2 separate regions of the Homo sapiens genome follow, and region 2 is linked to region 1. Evidence: chromatin contacts called from ENCODE Hi-C or POLR2A ChIA-PET data. All regions are on one chromosome and are shown on one strand. Each heading gives the region's core, a stretch centred on a gene start or an enhancer-like site at or near the end of the contact. The rest is flanking DNA. Distances are from core to core; before and after follow the strand shown. Region 1 holds the start of CCDC190 (coiled-coil domain containing 190). Region 2 has its middle 33 kb from the start of RGS4.

Region 1 (6,399 bases), core at 203-2,702:
AAGCTTCCTGCACATTCCATGTGTTTTGGGGGAATTTGTTTTCCAGTGTTCCCATCTGGCTTTAGAGCAACATCTTTTGATCTGGTCTCATCAGCACATGCCATTCCACTATCACTAGCTGGGCTGGAACTAGGACCTTGTTCTATGGTGTTGGTGGAAACCTCTTGATTTTGGCATGGAACAGAGATGCCCTTGCTGGGGTCTACGTCCTTAGATGGATTCACAGAATCTTTCTCTTGGGCTTGTGGTTGCTCTTTTATGAAGCAGGCAGTTCTGTTATTTTGAGAGAGTGGCTGCTTTTTGCTCTTCATGGGGTCTTTGAGGCCAGCATCATGTGAAGGAGGCACCTGGGACTTGCTTTTGCATGTGTCTTGGGCCATACGGGTTGCCAATGCTCTGAGAAAGGACATAAAAGAAAGATCTCTGAAAACCAATAAAAAGGCTCTTCTTTAGACCTTTCAACTTATTAGGATGTGGCCCCCTTCAGTATCGGCCAAGGTAATATAGGTGGGAATGGGGTGGAGGGTGAAACTGAGTAGTAACAATGCAGGGAAAATGTCTCACTTAAGAAGTGGAACGGAGCATTTCTTCAGGAAAACAGTTTAAAGAGGTCATTTGGGAAGAGAGACTTAATGTCATACCCATGGGTTTAGTAATCCATTTCTTACCTCATTTTCTTAGCCTGTGGGGCTCTGTGCTTCTGCCTTCCCTGTGGTGAGAACACGAGAACATCTTCTGGTCTCTTCTGAAATCCATTCCCCAAATAAGAGGAGAACTTTTTCTTCATGGTTTCTGCTTTGAGTTAATTAAGAAGTGTTATGAGTTGGATTGTGTCCTTAAATTTTTTATGCTCAAGTCCTAACCCCCAGTACCTTAGGGTGGGACCTTATTTGGAGATAAGGTCTTTACAGAGAAAATCAAATTAAAATGAGGTCATTAGGGTGGGTACTAATCCTATATTACCGGTGTCCTTATAAGGAAAGGAACTTAGAACACACAGACACACACAGGGAGAGCACTAAGAGACACAGGGAGAAGACAGCCATCTGTAAGCCAAGGAGAGAGGCCTGAAACAGAGCCTGCCCTCACAATTTTCAGAAGGAACCAGCATGTTTGACATATTGATTTTGAACTTCTAGACTCTAGAATTGTAAGGCAATAAATTTTTGTTGTTTAAGGCACCCGGTTTATAGTTCTTTGTTATGGCAGCCCTAGAAAACTAATATAAGAAGAAGAAAAATAATTCTGCAAACTGGGCTTTCAGAGAACCAATGTGTATAAACCTTGGTGTATATTACACATTAGGTTGATCTGGTGTGATAGATGGAAATGGAAAATTTAAAGCAGTTTTCCAGTGTTTGCGTAGTATATGTTAAAGAGGATTTAGAAACACTAAGATCAGAGGTTTAAACCAGCTAAGCCCCTGGAGGTTTCCTTTGAACATTTTACTTGGCAAGCACAATGTTTTCAAAAACAAAATGACTGGGTGTGAGTGGATTGTCTCCTTCACCACAATTATGTGACCTCCTACCCACCTGTGAGTTTGCAACTGCCAGCCGTGACTAAGTGGACTTTTCACTTGTTGAGTTGATGTTTTAGCATCTTGCAGTCATAGCTGCTATGGAGAACTCAGTCAGTTTTTAAGACATCTCATGAATTGGTCATTTAGAGTTGAAAGTCTTGGACTAGTTTTGCTCTAATGGGAGAGAACTCTTTAAATCTACAGTTCGGTTAGTAGGCACTAAGCAGAGGGAATATGACCAGATAGGGAACCCAGAATTCACATTGACTCCCAATATTCTTTCATATGATCACTTCTTTGTGAAGTGATCAGAGCAAGGAAGAGTTCTTTGTGAGCCTTTCTTCCTTTGTTGTCTCCTTGGGGTCTTTTGTGGGGGTTTCTTCCATGTAAGAACTTCACCTATTCCATATAAATTGAGGGATTTTGAGCTACTTCTCCCAGCAAGATCTGTTTTCTGAAATTTAGACCTATGGGCCCAATAGGTTCAAAAATGAACATATCTTTTCTCTGAAACTTGATGTTTCTCCAATGTTCTCTCTGTGAAGGTATGGTACTTCTGCCCACCCAGTTACCAGATTTGACAAGCTCGTTTGAGCGCCTACTTTGTGCCAGGTAATATACTTTTGATTCTGGTTTTCTTTACCCTTGGATATATATTTAGTCTTAAAGCTCCGACAATTCTACTTTCTAAATATCTTGAGATGCTCATCTTCTCATTTTCTTCACCTGACCAATGCCCTAGTTTAGGCCTTGAAACCATGGCCTGAACTTTGTAATTCTATCAGGTCTACTCTGACTATAGTCTGAGGTCTATTTTACCTTAAACTTTGCATCCAGAATTATCTTTTTAACATTTGAGCATGTAATTTTCACCAGTCTCAAACCCTACAGGGTGAACTCTCAACTCTTTTGCAAGACCTGTGAAGCCATTCATGATTGGATTGGATTGGAGACATTGGCTATTTTGTGTTGTCTCTGAAAACTGCACCTACACCTCCTCTTCCCCACTTCCATGTCACATGCCTGCAGTACTGAGCTATTTGAGGCAAGCAGTGATCATGTATGCGCCTTTATACATACTATTCCTTCTGCTGGGAGTGGCCCCATTCCATACGTCCTCCTGACAAACTTCCCGCCCTTTCCCCCATTTTCCTCCTCCTCTAAGATTCTGCTCACATACTGTGTCTTTTGGGAAATCTTAGCTAAATTCCTTTGATAGACACAGGAACCTTTTTATGTTCCTGCCCTACTTTGTGAAGAACTCAATTAGCAGTTTTGATCATCATTTTTTATAAGCGGAACTACTGTCCAATTTAAATATGGGCACCTTGAGGGCAGAGACCATGCTTTTTCATATTTGCATTCCAGACTCTACCTGAGTAGCTGTTTTGCAAAGTCTGGTCTGAAATACAGCTGTCCCAGAATAATCTACCTTAGTATCATCTCAGTTAAAAATGTGGATTTTTAAGCCTAATTTCTAACCTGCTGACTCAAAGGACTGGCAACATGCATCTTAAATAATTCACTCACTGGCATATCATTGAATCTCAATAACAATTCCATTTAAATGAATCATGGAAAACTATTGCCTAGCACAGTGCCTAAGAAATATTGAGACTTAATACATATTGCTTCCTTCCTGTATCCCTGATTTTACTGTCAAGAAGTCTGAGGCTTAGAGAGAATATGACTTCCCAAAGGACATGGAGGCAGAAGCACCTGAATCAAAGTTTTCTGCCTCCTGATTCATACTCTTTCCAACCCAACTCTTTACTCAGCCAGGAAAGCCACTTACTAGGGCCTGGCCTTTTGTACACCCTCCTAAAAGTAGGCATCTGATCTTCAGTGTCCTTTTTGAATAAGAGTGGGAATCAACTAAATGGCTTCTAAGACCCTTTTCCAGTATGTGAGCTCTCATTCTAGGTTGGTTTAACCATTTATTGCAGACAGGGAAATTGAAAGCAGAGGACTTCAGTTAGTTACTCAGAGTATCTTTCAAACCCAAAGCTGGAGGTTAGAAAGAATTCCCAGCCTAGACATTTGGCTGTTACTCTTGGCCTTTATGTCATGTATAAGCTGTGTTGACCTGAAATATTTTATGTTCGTTTACAGCACCTGGCCTTCCTCTTGAACATGTTCTGTCCATTTCAGACTCCTGAGTTCTGGCACTCTCCTTCAGTAAGAAAGGATGTAGTCTTCAAGAGCTGAGATATTTCTTTCCTGTGCTGAATTTTTAAGTAATATTAAAATCTAATTATTTTAATGATGAACAAAGGAGAACTAGTTTCTACAGACTGTACAACTGTGACTATTTTCAACAAAGACAGTAGAAGGGTTTCAATTGTGTAACAATTTTTAATTGATAAGAGTGGGCACTTATATAGCACTTACTTTATGTTTTGGTACTATTCCAAGTGCTCACTGAATCCTCAAATAACTTCATAACATAGGAAATACTTTTATTTTACATTGGAGGAAGCTGAGGTACTAATTCCAGAGAAATTTTTTCTTTCTTTTCTTTTTCTTTTTTAACTTTCATAAAGTGGGCTAGGACAGTGACTTGCACATGAGTAACTGCTCAATAAATTGTTGTTAGATCCAAAAGAGAAAGATCAGATATTTAAAAAGGGGTGAAACCAAATCAGCCCAGATAATGAAAGAAAAGCAAAATGAAAAATAAAATTTAAAAGTAGAAAACGAAGGATTTAAGCAAGAAAGAGCTAACTTGAAAGATGGCAGTGACTGGAAGCCTGAGAAATGTTAGCTCAAGAAGGCTTATGAGTAGGCTGCTGCAGGGAGCTATGTAATTGACAGGGGAGGGACAAGGAAGGTTAGGCAGCCTAAAGTCCTGGCTGTGATCAAAAGCTCTTGCTGTCTTGGCACTCAGAGCTCTGAAAGGGCCTCAGCGGAGTGATGGGCCTGCTGCCCTGCTGTGCCTCTGGGGCATCCTCCTCACCAGTCCTGAAAGTCTTACCTTGCTGCAACCTCTGCAGTTCTTTTTGGAGCTGCCTCTGCTCCCAGGTCAGCAATTTCACATGGTAGAGGCAAATAACCTTTAGTCTCTGCAGTCTTTGGTCCAGTCTGGCTTCAGCCTGCTTGGCATTCTTCCTCTCCAAATCAAAATGCTTATACAATTGTCCCCTGACCATGTGCCTCTCCATCTTCTTTATGGTCTAGAGACAATAAGGTATCACAAATAACCTGATAAATGGAAGACTGGGATACTGACCCCGGCTTTTAATCAGAGATCAGTGGTAGAACCTGTGTATTTCTGAAACCACAGGTGCCTAGTCAGATGAAATCACACTATTGTTAAATGAGTTTCCAGAGTAACACAGAAGGATTGAGGGTAGTCATTCCTCTGAGCCTCAGCCTCCCTGTCAATAAAATAGTGATACAATACAATAGGCTCCCCCAACACAGATCCCAGTCAGATTTCCAAGAAGATCAAGTGAGAAGTGTAAGAACAACTCTTTGGAAAAAAAAAAAAAAGGCAGTCTACATATATAAGGCATTATTTACCCAATAAGAAAAGCCTCTTTTACTGTTTCTTAAAGGCTCCCAAAGAGACTGCTCAGAGGTCTGGAGAGGATTTAGGAACTTAGGACACGGCCATTCCTTCCCACACCCTGCCAGTTCATTAATTCACATATGCGTAGGTTCATTCAGCCTGTAATCCTACTGTATGCCAGGTGCTATGCTAAAAGCTAAGAGTAATGGTGAATGAGGCCCAGTTCCTACTCTCAAGGGGCTTTCTCGAAAAGTGGAAGATTGGGGTATCCTGATTATAAAGTAGAACAGCATCCACGATGAGTAGTCTGGGCAACACTGGGGAAGCTGCTTAGACTGGGCGAAAGCTCCTCTTCTCATCCTCACCCATCTTCTCAGACTTTAGATGCTCTCCTCCCTCCATGTACCCTGATGTCTAAGCCCACACCTACTTCTTTCTCCTCTAAATAGCGCTAAGTAGGGACACATTTTTCTCTCCTTTGAGTCTCTATAATACTTTTCTCAGAGCTAAGAGCACAACATGTGCTCAGGATATAAACAGATTGCTGTCAATAAAAGGTTTGGTGATTTTTTTTTTTTTGAGACAGAGTCTCACTCTGTTGCCCAGGCTGGAGTGCAGTGGCGCGATCTCAGCTCACTGCAACCTCTACCTCCTGGGTTCAACCGATTCTCCTGCCTCAACCTCCCTTGTAGCTTGGACTACAGGCCTGCACCACCACGCCTGGCTAACTTTTTATATTTTTAGTTGAGGTGGGGTTTCACCATATTGGCCAGGCTAGTCTCAAACTCCTGACCTTGTGATCTGCCCGCCTCAGCCTCCCAAAGTGCTGGGATTACAGGCATGAGCCACCACACTCGGCCGAGGTTTGGTGATTATAATACAGAAAAAAAGCTTAACATTAAAAAGGAAGATAAGGTCAGGACATGGGAAAGAAATACATTTTAAGGCACTTGTTTTAGAGTCTAAAGTATAACTAAACTTTTATTAAAGAACAGGGCCAGTAGAACTTACCTCCAAATCCAGAGTTTTCACCATGAGACTATGTCTTGTTTCTTTTGCTATGTCAGACTGAGTCTTGATTAATGAGCTTATTTTTCTTCAGTAAACTTAGGAGTTTGGTGTTTGGAGAAAGGATAGAGGGAGACCATTGGAGAGGGCTGCGAGGAGAATGTTAAATACACTTGAAAGCTCTCTTCGTCCCTCCCTACCTCCCCTGGTCAGGAATGCTAGCTCCTTGGGCCATGGCACCAATCCCTGCTGGAGAGGCCAGAGCTCTAAATAGCTCTGTGGGTAAAAGAAGCCTGCCAGCTTCTAGCCTGTCCCTAGAGGGGCCCACAGTGCTCCTTCTCGGCTGTGTCCATGGGAG
Region 2 (6,111 bases), core at 1,579-4,078, 180 kb after region 1:
ACAAGCAGGACTCATATATTTTTCCTTTGTGCACCCACTTCTCTGTGTACATAACTTGTGATAGAACTAATCATGGGGTATCAAAATTATTTGTACATCTAGCTGCTTCTTTAAACCAAATCTCTCAAGGTCAAGGTCAAGTCTTTCTCTCCTCTGTGACCTTAGCACAGAACATAAATGCTGACTGGAACTGGTCAGGTCTTCAGTGCACATTGTTGCTAGACATAGAAACTGATCTGATGAGTGTGAATCAACTACTTCTGAACTCTGAGAAGTACTCAGTCTACTTAAGGCCATTTCGCAGCACAGTTGTACTTTTCCTGTAAGTCCAAACCAGCATTCTCCCAGCCTTCCTGCAATACTTGGACTCACTTGCTTGGCTTTCTACCATTCTCTCTCACACCTACACACAAATCACATGCTGTTTCCTTTGCTTGGAATGTCCTTCCTCCCATTTTCCACATGACAATTTCCCCTTTATCCCTTAAGACTCAATTCAGAATGCACCCCAACATCCCCCAGGAAGAGTTAGTCTTTTTCTTTGCAGTTCAAGGCCTCATTGTTCATACAGCTCTTAGAGTATTTCCATATTATATTGAACTTATTAGTTTAATTGCCTTTCTTTTTCCATAGATGTGTGTTCTTAAAATTATAGGTCACAACTCATCAGTACCTTGAATTAATTTTAGTTATGGCATTCCACATTAAAAGGAAGAACAGAATAGAATACATAGAAAATATCAGAGTACATTTCATAGAGTAAGAATAAATGTTTCATAAAATTTTGAGTGTGTTGTGTGAGTAGGAAGTGTATGGGGCTGCAATACAAAATGTATTTTTTGAGTTTTATTTTTAATTGACAAATAATAATTGTATATATTTATGGGGTACAAGGTGATATTACAATACATGTGTACATTGTGGAATAATCAAATCAGGGTAATTAGCATATGCATCATCTCAAATATTTATCATTTTTTGTGGTGAGAACATTTAAAATTCTCCCTTTCAGCTGTTTCAAAATATTCAACACATTATTAATTATTAACTATATTCACCTTCTTCCTTTGGGTTGTGATTGAATTACTTAAAGGCAACTGCTCTATCTATGAGCTTTAAGGATAGGGATGCTGCCTTATAATCTTTGTATTCCTAGGTTCTTAGATAGAATCAATTCAAAAATTCTTTATGGTACAATGAAAGAATGAATGCAAGACTGAATGAATATACATAACTTGCCTTCAAGCCAGAGAAAGTTTCTTCCTTAAGATCAAAATACCAAGACTGGAGACTATATTTGACTATGCTTTAGTCATAGTTATAGAATGAAGTGCCAGCCAGAGATCCAATCACTTTAGCAAAACCAGTATCTTCAAACACACGACTGATTGGCATCAGCAATTCCATCAAATAACTGACCATTTTATGCTTTAGAATTTCAACTTTCCTATTGGTATTTGGAAAATCTATTAAAACTATATGTGAGAATCCCCAGCCATAGCACTGGACAGCAGCTCACTTAAGAAAGTTGGCTCTCCTGACACCCTGCCTTGGTGCAAATCCTAGCTTTGCTGCTTATTAACTTACCCTCTTTAAGCCTCTGTTATATCATCTCTAAAAGGAAGAAGAGAGTACCTACATCATGAGCCCCAAATGCTTATGTTAATAGTAACCACTCAATAAACGTTAGCTATTAGCGTGTCATAATAGCTAGTTGTGGCAGAGACTACTGATTGCTTGCTTAATATCAGTTCTCTCCTTCATCCTTACTAACAGAATATCATCTATATTTGGGGAAGCATTGTACCTAATTAAAATATTTCTCAGTCTTTGTTTAAAGTTTTTTATTTTTAATTATTATAGATATATACTAGTTGTGCATATTTGTGGGGTACATGTGATGTTTTGATGTGAGCATATAATGGGTAATGATCAAATCAGGGTAATTGGGTGTTGCCCTTTCCTTCTACCTTTCTTTATTCTGCCTGGAATTTGCATATGACGGCTGTAGCTGAAGCTACCATCATGGACCATTAGGCACTCTTGAGCATGAAAGCAATGTGCTAAAAATGGCGGATCAGAAATACAGAAGGAATTTTGAGTCTCTTCTTTTGAAACCAGCTCTGGACTATAATCCTTCAAATTTCTCTTACATGAGAGAAAAATTAAAATCCATCCTGTTTAAGCCACTGTTATTTTATTAAGTACACTGCTGGAACTAATTCTAAGTAATGTAGAACTCATAAATATTGGTGTTTTTTTCAGATTTTAAAACAATTTTAAAGTGAAAAATTTAACACTTAAATTAATACCCATTATGTGAAAGGTACTGAGATATATTTTTTTCTATTTAGCTCTCATAAGATTCTAGAGAGATGAAATTACTATTTTCCTTTATAGATGTTAGGAAAGTTGCAGTTCAGGTATTAAATAACATGAGCAAAAATATGTGACAAGCAGATCAAAGCCAGGTATGCCTAATTCAAAACCTCCTTTCTACCCAATAATAATTGAATATGCCTTAGGGAATACACACAGCTTATTTTCCTACTCAACAGATATCATTGAAAATACAGGGAACACAAATTATTTTTCTACTATAACCAACACAGATGAGTCATAGAATAGGATTTAAAAATCATGTGGATTTAAAGAAAACATGAGACACCAAGTTCAATTTGTAGGGAGGCACATCTAATGTTAGGAATTCTTAGGAAGTAAAAAGTTTGAGACGCACATTTTTCTACCACCTCCTGGGAACATAGGTGGTTGTCTTGACCCTCAAAGTTCCTTGAAAAATAATCAGCCTCCGGAGGTGGGTGGGACATTTCCATGGGTGATTTGCTGCTGAATCATCAGCCCATAATTCACTTACCTCCACTTCCGGCACTATCCTCATCCCTGGAGAATTTGCCTCCTCCTATCCATTTACCCTTCCTTGGCAATAGAAGTATCTTGACCTCAGTGTGGGAAATGCAGCTTCTGAAAAGCCTCAGTTTTGTCAGACAATGAGAGCTGATATTATCATCATTAGTAAGAGAAAGCAATGTGCAGCCTCATGGTTGGTGATGCTTCATCCTCAGATACTTTCTCAGCCTCCTGCCCTTCCTTCCATGGCTCTCTGCCACCTCTCACAGAGGTTTCCCTTTGTTTGATGGAAAGCAGGGGGGCCATTAAAGCCTGCCTTGGGAACATCAATGTGCTGCAGAAAAGCCTTGTTTCTGCCCAGAGGCAGCATGGTATAGAAGACAGAACCTGACTCACCTGTTACTGTGTCTCCTAAAAAGCAAATTACTTTTCAAAGCCAATGTTACAAAGTTACTATTAATTATTTTTATTATAAAAGTAATACATGCTACTATACAAAAATAAAAGTAAAAAGCAAAAAATAAAAAGTAAAAGTTAACCTTGCCCTCAAGGCCATTTCTATCTACTAGAAACATCCACACCCACATCTTACTATTGTCCATAAATTCACAAGTGTATATAAGTATATGCATAAGTGCTTTAGTGGGGAGTCTACTATATATATAATCCTGCCATTTTCTAGTTCACTTAACAATATATTTTGAGCATCTTTCCAAATCAGTCCATTGCCTTTTTCAATAACTTCTGTAACAGTTGTGAACTAGAATATCACAGACTGGGTAACTTATAAAGAACATATATTTATTTCTTACAGTGCTTGAAACTGGAAAGTCAAAGGTTAAGGAGCCCACATCCAGAAAGAGTTTTCTTGCTTTGTCATCCCGTGGTGGGTGGCAGAGGAGTAAGGGAGTGCACACAAGAAAGAGGGGAAAGAGGCTGAACTCATTCTTTTATCAGAAATCCACTCCTGTGATAACTCACCCACTTCCACCACAGTGACATTAACCTACCTATGAGGGCAGAGCCCTCATCCCTAGTCATGTCTTAAAAATCCTGCCTCTCAAGGCTGTTGTCTTGGAGATTAAGTTTCCAACACATGACCTTTGGGGGACACATTCAACCATAGCAGTATCTCATTGTATGGATACACCATAAATTATAAATTCATTTTCCATTGATAGAAACCTAGATTGTTTTCAGTTTGTTTTAAATTCACAAAAATATTTGCCAAATACTTGATAGAGTCAAGTTGTCTTCAACAAATAGCCAAAGAAAAAGAACCCCAAAGGAAAGCATATATTAGTTAAAAAGAAAAGACTCTAAGTGTCCAGCATATGTATTAAAAAGTTACTAAACCTCATGATTCATGAAATATAAACTAAAGAACCCTTGATGGGATGTCATTTTTACCCATCAAATTGGAAAAAAAATAAAGTATATAATAAACAATATTACCAGGGTGTGGGGAAAAGTCACAATCGATTTTGTGCAATCCTTTTTGAAGGGCAATTTGGTGGAATCTTGTCACAATTTTACATGAACATAGGCAGGAATATATAAATATATGTATGTGTGCACACATATATGTGTATATATATGCATGTGTGCACACATATATGTGTATATATATGCATGTGTGTACACATATATGTGTATATATATGCATGTGTGTACACATATATGTGTATATATGGGCATGTGTGTACACATATATGTGTATATATGTGCATGTGTGTACACATATATGTGTGTATATATGCATGTGTGTACACATATATGTGTGTATATATGCATGTGTGTACACATATATGTGTGTATATATGCATGTGTGTACACATATATGTGTGTATATATGCATGTGTGTACACATATATGTGTATATATGTATGTGTGTACACATATATGTGTATATATGTATGTGTGTGCACATATATGTGTATATATGTATGTGTGTGCATATATGTATATATGTATGTGTGTGCATATATGTATATATGTATGTGTGTGCATATATGTGTATATATGTATGTGTATACATATATGTGTACACACACACACATATTGACATTTATTGAAGTTTATAATTGGAATAGTTACCTAACAACTCTGAATTGTCATTGTCACATATGTAAGAAGAGAATAACAATACTTACATTGCCAGGTTGTTATTGTTAGAGATCATATACTTAAAGTTCTTGGAATGGTGCCTGAGCATAGCCAGGGTTTAGTAAGAGGCAGCTATCATGATTCTCAGGAAATCCAATTTCTTCTCATCTCAGCTGGAGACATAGATTTGGTGACTCCTTTACAATATCAGACTAGGGGGAAGCAGCATGAAACACAGGCATAGCCCCGTAAAGTCAGAAGTCTGGTCTCCTAACCCCGCCTTTGCCACTTGCCACTGTGGAGCCCTGGAGAAGTCACTTAACCCTATCAGATCTTCTTTTTCCTTTCTGTAAAATAAAGAAAGTAATACTTTACTACCATTTTGCAAGGTCCTTGCAAACAGAAATAAGTCTAGGTTTATATAAATTACTTAGTGAGATGATTTAAAAATACCACCCAGAAGGAACCTAGACAAATCACCTGTCAACTTCCACGAAATCACATTTGATCCTATCATTACTATTGGGTTTTGATGTATGAATGGGAGGTGCCATAGAACCATTAGCAATAGATGTTTATTTTTTTCCTGTCCATTTCCCAAAGTATTTTCCACAGTACTGACATTCCCTAGTATGTTAAAAGATACAAAGTAAGGAAGAAAAACATTAAAAACAACAACAACAAAAAAAATTAAAAAAAAACCTTTAGGCCAAAAGGGTATAAAAGACTTGACCAAATAAATTTAAACAGTCCTCCTTACTTTTCTTTAAGCAGACTTTTCACAATACTATTCTATGTGGTAAAACTCTTAGGGAGATATAATATGAGTCTTCAACTCATACTTGACTATAGATGCCTTTTGCATGAAACACCTCAAAGAGCTGAGTTCTGTTGAACTCAGGCAGCAAAAAGGCTGTTATGAAGCATCTTTCTAGAAAGATTTAGCTTTAAATTCTAACTCAAATATTTCTTCCAAAAGCCTGGTGTTGAGGGGGTACTATTTCAGAGGATCCAATGCTACCTGAGCATAAAATGTATAAAGGGCAATGTGGTTGATTGTACTGGGGCAAGATGAGATCCTTGAGCCGAGTCTTAAAGGATGAATAGATATTTGCCAAGTAGGCAAAATGGAACCAT

What was found. A loop is a pair of places that touch in the nucleus more often than their neighbours do. ChIA-PET counts read pairs that join two places held with the same protein, here RNA polymerase II (POLR2A). Pooled maps may share reads with other maps.
Region 2: a map of PC-9 shows a loop between it and region 1 (10-fold over the local background). The contact joins two enhancer-like sites. A Hi-C loop is called at or near these places in 2 of 168 maps with a recorded cell type or tissue (Caco-2 and PC-9) and 3 of 50 pooled maps. POLR2A ChIA-PET finds 5 or more read pairs at or near these places in 1 of 52 experiments (activated CD8-positive, alpha-beta memory T cell).

The regions. Positions count from the first base shown.
Region 1 is chr1:162,854,964-162,861,362 of GRCh38, forward strand. CCDC190 (coiled-coil domain containing 190) reads right to left here and starts at 6,212. Exons shown (of 4, transcript NM_001394065.1): 1 at 6,045-6,212; 2 at 4,497-4,695; 3 at 669-792; 4 at 1-396. The coding sequence starts at 4,683. Within about 2 kb of position 1,453, at least 4 of the 41 ENCODE cell types and tissues checked have a DNase peak (open chromatin) inside an H3K27ac peak, as active enhancers do; they include PC-9, where a contact is called at or near this core.
Region 2 is chr1:163,033,028-163,039,138 of GRCh38, forward strand. No RefSeq gene overlaps it. Among named protein-coding and RNA genes, the nearest start is that of RGS4, 33 kb to the right of the region's middle. RefSeq lists an enhancer at 2,330-3,529. Within about 2 kb of position 2,829, at least 6 of the 41 ENCODE cell types and tissues checked have a DNase peak (open chromatin) inside an H3K27ac peak, as active enhancers do; they include PC-9, where a contact is called at or near this core.